Linked DNA regions of Homo sapiens: all the other regions are linked to region 1. The links are chromatin loops, found by intact Hi-C in ENCODE. Cell type or tissue: B cell. All regions are shown on one strand.

Region 1 (2,500 bases):
TGTAAATCTAGACCTCTTATAAAAAATGAAGCTTTTTTTTAAAGAGATAGGAAGAGGAGAGAAACATATGCATATAGGCATTTACTTAAATGTTCATCAGGCTGGGCACGGTGGAGCACACCTGTAATCCCATCACTTTGGGAGGCCGAGGTGGGTGGATCACTTGAGGTCAGGAGTTTGAGACCAGCCTGGCCAACATGGTGAAACCCCGTCTCTACTAAAAATACAAAAATTAGCTGGGCTTAGTGGCACGCATCTGTAGTCCCAGCTACCCTGGAGACTGAGGCAGGAGAATCAGTTGAACCCAGGAGGTGGAGGTTGCAGCAAGCCAAGATCATACCACTGCACTTCAGCCTGGGTGACAGAGCGAGACTCTGTCTCTAAATAAATAAATATTCATTCATCAAATGTCTGTGGAAAGACATTATAATACACTGCATACAATACGATACATATATTGTTACAAATACATGTATAGATAGGGATTAATGCTAGAAGGAAATGAAGTGAAAACTGTTATTTAAGGGAGCTAAGGTTGATGAATATTTTCCCAAATGTTTTCCTAAATCAGTTTTGTTCAGTCTTTCCTGAAAGACAGTTCATCACAAAGTTAAATACCTCATGTTCTCACCCATACATGGAAGCTAAAGAAGTTAATCTCAGAAGTAGGGAGTAGAATAGTGGTTACTAGAGGCAGGAAAGAGGAGGAAGGAGATAGTTAAAGGTTGGTTAAGGGATATAAAAGTACAGCTAGTTAGGAGGAATAAGTCCTAGTGTTCTATAGTATTACAGACTGACTAACAATTTATTGTATATTTTCAAATATACAAACACAGATTTTTAATGTTCTCAACACAAAGAAATGATCAATGTTTGAGGTGATAGATATGCTAATTATCCTGTTTTGGTCATTGTACATTGTATACCTGTATTGAAATATCACTCTGTATCCCATAAATATGTACAATTATTGTGTCAATTAAAAATAAAAGCCGAGAAAACATGGTGTTTCAGGTAGGTTGTAAGAGTCTGTCTTGAGTATAGTGCCATCTGCTGGCAATGTTAACTAATTACATTTTTAAAAAGTTATTTTATGATTTTATAGGGGAAACTGGTTTTTCTTGCCATTTTGTTATTCACTTGGTTATATATTTTTATGCTTATGCCCTCTTTTTATTATGAACAATAAGCATTCCTTTAAAGATCCTTATGATATGCCTAGAATTTAGAAGAAATCACTACCTCAGGTTTTCCTTTGTTGCCAAATTTTTTTTGCCTATTTCTATGGCTGTAACAAAATGCCTTTATTTTGCAAATGTAATTTGGGGTGAAATAATTTTTTTTAAAAGGAGCTTTATACGTATGCTTTTTGTTTTATTTTGTTTTAAGAAGGTTCGTTAGTATTAGGTAGAATTTAGAAATGAATCAAGTACCCGTAGAGACCCAAAATACCATAAATTTAATAGAATTAAATTTGAAGGGCAAGTCCCTTCCATTACCCTTCTTTCACAATATTCCTGAACTCACTATACTTAGTATACTATACTATACATCTGGGATTAGCATAGACGCAACAAGTCAAGGGCTCAGTCCCACAAGACTGAAGTCCCCACTTCAGATGCCAGTCACAAATCAGGCCTCCAGTATTTCTGGACTGACTGGCTATAAATTGGGTTCCCATGACTCCCTCCTCAGATTTGATAATTTGCATAAGTTGCTCACAGAACACAGGGAAACACTTTACTTACATTTTTCAGTTTATTATAAAGGATACAACTCAGGAACAGCCAGATGAAAGAGATGTATGGGAGGAGGTCTGAGTAGGGGAGTGTGGTTTCCATGCTCTCTCCAGGCATACTACCCTCTCAGAACCTTAATGTCTCCACCAATCCAGAAACTCGTCAAATGTTGTTTCAGGAGGTTTTATAGAACTTAATATTCAGCACCTCATTCTCCTTTCTGGAGGTCAGTAAGAAGAGTTGAAAATTCCAGCTCTCTAATCACTTGGTCATTCTAGTCACCAGCCCCCTCCTGAGTTTATGCTATATAGGCTCCACTCCAGGTCACTTCATTGGCATAAACTCTGGTGTAGTCAAAAGGGACCTTTAATGAATGACAAAAAACAGTCCTATCACTCAGAAATTTTAAGCATTTTAGGAGCCTTGTGCCGTGAACCTGGGACAAAGACGGATTACACTTATACCACAATAGGTCTAGCATTTTAAAAAGTTAACTAGTTTGCACATAGACACTTGGCGAATAGTTGATTGGTTATATAATCCCATCAAGGTATGCAAATAAACATGTATTATGGCATCTCTCATTGGCATATAAACTAGTATTTGCCCTATACCTGCTGTATAAGATTGAGTCTTGTCATGTTGATTTCTCTTTGCTGCAGTGTTTATCGCAGCTCAGCTTATCCCAGCTCTTCCCATTCCTGTCTACTATTCCTGTCTACTATCTGCTACCTATAGTAGCAGATTTTGGAGGTAATTTC
Region 2 (2,500 bases), 100 kb before region 1:
TAAGTAAATAAATAATAAGATTTGCAATGTGTGGTGATTTCTTTTCTCCTTATAGACACTTCTTTGCATATCTAATATTTTATTAATAATTGTGTACTATTTTTCTTAAAGAAGATCTGCCAGTTGTATAAGTTTGCCCTCAAATCTGGTTTGGGCCCGGATTTGGATGGTGACCAGCTAGCTCTCTGGTCCCCATCTTGTACTGAGAGGGTTTGTCTGGATCAGAGAGTCTCCACCAGGCAACTCCCTCCCCGGAGAGGTGCTACTGATAAGGCAGTCTGTGCCTGTGGATGGCATGGAACAGGAGCAAAATGTCAACTCCTGGTTTGGATGAATTCAATTCCCAAATTCTAAGATCCCAATGACATAGTCTCTGCAGAAATGTCCTCACCCAATATGCAGGAGGAAGAAAAAAGTAACCCCCACCCCCATATGTTGGGGCAATTCAGCTTCTGCTGGTGTTAAACATAAAGAGCAGGGCTCTGCTGGCTCTGTGTGCCCGCTGATACCATGTTGGGATGACCGACATTCCCCCACCCAGAGGTCCAAACAACATTTTAAAAGTCTCATCCTACACGCTGTTCTGATGCCTGGAATTCAAGACATCAGAAGATGTCATCATCAAAGAGACAAAGCCTTTATTTCTGCAATAAAAAACAAAGCTGAAGATATAGATAGCCTCAGGAAATGTAATCCTGAAGTTCACTCCAAAATGACTGCAATTCTTTCCTTTTCTTCACAGTTTTGTGTGAGGAAAGGAAAAGGGGGAATGATTGGAGAGCAATTTCAGAGAGAAGAGAGTTCCTTTTCCATGTCAAAAGGAGCAGTACGGAGACAAACGATTTCCACATTCAAGTTCTGCCTGAAGCCTGGTTGGAAAAGCTGGCTAAAAAACAGGGGAACATTTTTAATAAGAAAAATATACATGAATGTATTCATAGTGGATAGAAATAGCCTTAAATATGTAAAGGAAGAAGGAAAACCATCAGGAAATACTTACTGCCAGCCCTCCAAGAAATATGAGATGGAAAATTACAATGAGCTTACCACAAAGCTGCTCTGACTGGAGGGCGTGACTTTTCATATTTAACAGCATGTCTGGTAATGTTTCAGGGAATCTCATTACTCTTTATTCCTTATTTCTCCTCATGGGGAGATAAATTTGGCTGCATTTTCTTTTTTGGAAAGGCACTGTTTTAGTTTTGCTTTTGTCATTTTTGAGAAAATACATATATTGTAACATTTGCCCCCTTTATATTTGACAAACATTTTTACATGGATGATAGATCTCTATGAGAAAATGTCTAATGCTGGGATATCCATTAAATATCTTTCATTTCTATAATTATAGGAAGAGTCCAAGTTATGATATGTGTCTCTCCTGTTGCAACTGTCCTTTTTGGGAGGAAGTTGCACGTACGTAATAAAGACAGAGGGTCAATACTTTTATAACAAAGTTTTGTCTGTGAGCATCATTTTACAACTAGAAAGCACTGCGGTGATCATCTACTTTAAGCTTAAGGAAATAGAGGCCCACAAAAGTTAAAATATTTAATATTTGACCATTGGTACGAAAGCTGAAACTAGAATTTAAATTATTTTTTCTTCATACTGGAGAGTCTCATAGCATGAGTACTCCAACAGGGGGCCCTCTCAAGTAAAGTGGCCTATAGATATTGGCTGATTGCAGGAAGATCAGAAGGCTGAGTTTTTTGTCTTAGGTCACTGCAACATAGTCCAAAAAATAATACTGACTATCTGGTGTCACATGTTCTTTTTTCTTTCTTTCTTTCTTTATTTCTGTTGTTGTTGTAGCTGAGACAGGGTCTTGCTCTGTCACCTAGGCTGGAGTGTAGTGGCGCGATCATGGTGCAGTGCAGCCTCAACCACCTGGACTCAGGTGACCCTCCTACCTTAGCCTCCCAGGTAGCTGGGACTAGAGGCATGCACTGCCATGCCTGGCTAATTTTTAGTATTTTTTGTAGAGACATGGTTTTGTCATGTTGCGCAGGCTAGTCTCAGGCTCTTGGGCTCAAGCAATTCACCTGCCTCATCCTCCCAAAGTGCTGGGATAACAGGCATGACCTACTACCTCTGGCCTTTTCTTCTTTTTAAAAACAATGTTTTTAACTTTTATTTTGATACAAGGGTTACATGTGCAGGTTTGTTATATGGGTATATTGCATGATGGTGAGGTTTGGAGTATGGATCCCTTTACCCAGACAGACAGCATAGTACCCAATAAGTAGTTTTTTCCACCCCTTCCCTTCCTTCCTCTGTCCCCACCTACTAGTTTGCAGTGTCTATTATTCCTTTCCTTGTGTGCACATGTGCTCAGTGTTTAGCTCCCACTTATTAGTGAGAGCATGTGGTATTTGGTTTTGTTTTTGTATTCATCCACTAAGACTTATGGCCTCCAGTGGCATACATGAAAAGAATGAAATTGTGTCCAGCTGCAAAGGACACAATTCCATTCTTTTTTTGGGTATGTAGTGTTCCA
Region 3 (2,500 bases), 220 kb after region 1:
TACTCTGGAGTCTGAGGCAGGAGAATGGCGTGAACCCGGGAGGCGGAGCTTGCAGTGAGCCGAGATCGTACCACTGCACTCCAGCCTGGGCGACAGAGGTAGACTCCGTCTCAAAAAAAAAAAAAAAAAAGAGAGAAAACCAGATTTTCCTAACTGGTAAGCCAGTTTCCATTCCCATTTCCCCTTCCTTAAAACAACAATTTACCTTTTGTCCAACTCAATCTTAAAAAGTTGTCCCATTCTGAGGCATAAAAACCTTCAAAAAGTGGGGTTGAGTATTAAAATAAATAATGCATGTTAAGCACTCGCATAGTGCCTAGCATATAATAGGTGCTCAATACAATCATAATCTTTTAAATAAGGCAAAATTGGCCCTTATGAGCACAGTGTTTGTGTACTATGTTCAGAGTTGCTCAAGCATTCTGGATTTCCTTTTCTTGCATTTCTCTATTGGGATGGGATTTGCCTTATGATTAGCATAAGTTATAAGCATCTTGGTCTGTTCTTCAGGAAAAGGAGGTAATTTGGGCTGCAGGCATGTTCTCATTGGAGAAAATGAGGGCAATTAATGGTTAGTGTTCAAGAACAACAAAGCTCTTTCAGTTGCTTAGCAACTGAAGCTAAGGGGTGGGCAGACACTGTGTGAACAGTGGGGAAGAGAGAAGCAGGGAGGAGTGTAAAAATGAATTTAACGTCCGGCTCATTCCCAGGTGGGTGAAAAGTGATTTATGTAGCTCTGGTATTTATAGCTATTTATTTGTTACATGACTGGAAATTTTAATGAAATATTTTGAAATTCAGCAGTGGTAAGTCACAGTGGACATTTATTGCTCTAATGCAAGGGAAATGTAAACTGTTTATTTAACACGTTGATTGCAAATGAAATATAGAAATGGTTTAGAAGTCTTCTAGCTTTGGAAATCCGTCAGGCTGCACAGACACTACTGCCACCGTGTGGACAATGCGGGGAGCCTAGCGGGAGCTGAGGGATGGGTATAAGAAGCTCTATCTCTGAGACCTTCCGATGGTTTTGCTCACGTGCCCCTGAAAATAATTTTGAAAACTTATGGCACATTTTTAAGTTGATATGTAAACATTTTAATTATAAGTTTAAATGGTTGTAAATAATATAATCTCTTATGGTTCATGAATATTGACATTTCAAAATAAAATTGCTATATTTCTCCTTTAAATGTATAGAAGGGAATTTAAATACCAGTGGGATTTGATATTCACCATCAGCTATTTTTAAATTACACAAAAAAGCTTTTATAAATGAGTAATTTTCACATAATTCCTTTTCCTCCTTGGTCTTATATTTGAATTCCATTTCCCCAATAGACTTAAATTCTGTTTTACACACATTTATGTTTTAATATATAATGCTATATTTAATATTATGTATATATAAAACACTATATATATTTCTCTATAACAAAAATAAATATAAATTAAAAGTTAAGTTATAATTTTTTCTGTTGACCACAAGGCTTTAGTTATCTACATTTTTAAGTATACAACTGATTGAAACACAAATGTTAAAATATTTATTGAAAATAATTTTATTTACTTTATTTAAATTTATTTAAAATAATTATTAAACATTAAAAAGTAATTAATACTTGAGATATATGAAGCTTTAAAAATTAGTTTACATATCCATGATGAATATTATTGCTAGAATGAGACAAGGGTCAGCATCGATACTATTCATATTTATCATTTTTCTCTAGTTGTAAGCCTCAAGAAACTTCAGTCACAGAAATAAGTATGGAAGAAATTTTATTAGGCAGCATTAACTGAATTTTTAGAACAATTTCCAAGTTATTTGCCCTAAATGATGTATACTTTTTTAAAAAATTTATTTTATTTTTGAGACAGAGTCTCGCTCTGTCGCCCAGGCTGGAGTGCAGTGGCGTGATCTCAGCTCACTGCACCTCCACCTCCCGGGTTCAAGCAATTCTCCTGCCTCAGCCTCTTGAATATCTGGGATTACAGGTGCCCACCACCAAGCGTGGCTAATTTTTGTATTTTTAGTAGAGATGAGATTTCGCCATTTTGGCCAGGCTGGTCTCGAACTCCTGACCTCAGGTGATCTTTTTTAGTAGAGATGAGATTTCACCATTTTGGCCAGGCTGGTCTCGAACTCCTGACCTCAGGTGATCTGCCTCCCAAAGTGCTGGGATTGTAAGCGAGAGCCACTGTGCCCAGCCGACTTATACTTTAAATAATTTTCTTTTTTTAATGACCAGTAGACACATTGATTAGGTTTTGCTTCAAGGTTGTTGACAGCCAAGGAATCGGAAACTACAGGACCTGCAGCAGGATTTGGTGCCCAGTCATCAGAATAATTTACTCTTTCAGCACAGACAATATTTCAAATCATCCCTGTGATGGATGTTCTAGAGGTTTCTATACCCCAGACAGGGAATGTTTGTAACCTTCAATTGCATGGGAGGTAAGCTCTTCTTTTGCAATGAGAGGGAAAATTTAGAGAAAG

The links. A loop is a pair of places that touch in the nucleus more often than their neighbours do. Peaks named below come from ENCODE experiments on the same cell type or tissue, not always from the same donor. Only the 100,000 strongest peaks of a DNase experiment are listed, where the experiment ranks them.
Region 2: a loop joins it to region 1, with 18 times the contacts of the local background. A loop is called at or near these places in 19 of 110 quality-filtered maps.
Region 3: it touches region 1 in a loop (10-fold over the local background); 25 of 110 quality-filtered maps call a loop at or near these places.

Annotation. Positions count from the first base shown.
Region 1 is chr12:76,790,121-76,792,620 of GRCh38, forward strand. All of the region lies in intron 1 of ZDHHC17 (zDHHC palmitoyltransferase 17), which reads left to right. Among named protein-coding and RNA genes, the nearest start is that of ZDHHC17, 27 kb to the left of the region's middle. In B cell, CTCF peaks have their summits at 1,067 (motif pointing left) and 1,272; a DNase peak (open chromatin) is centred at 941; H3K27ac peaks cover 528 bases.
Region 2 is chr12:76,687,186-76,689,685 of GRCh38, forward strand. No RefSeq gene overlaps it. Among named protein-coding and RNA genes, the nearest start is that of ZDHHC17, 76 kb to the right of the region's middle. In B cell, no CTCF peak of the experiment used is centred here; no DNase peak of the experiment used is centred here.
Region 3 is chr12:77,010,175-77,012,674 of GRCh38, forward strand. No RefSeq gene overlaps it. Among named protein-coding and RNA genes, the nearest start is that of E2F7, 54 kb to the right of the region's middle. In B cell, CTCF peaks have their summits at 974 (motif pointing left) and 1,184; a DNase peak (open chromatin) is centred at 957.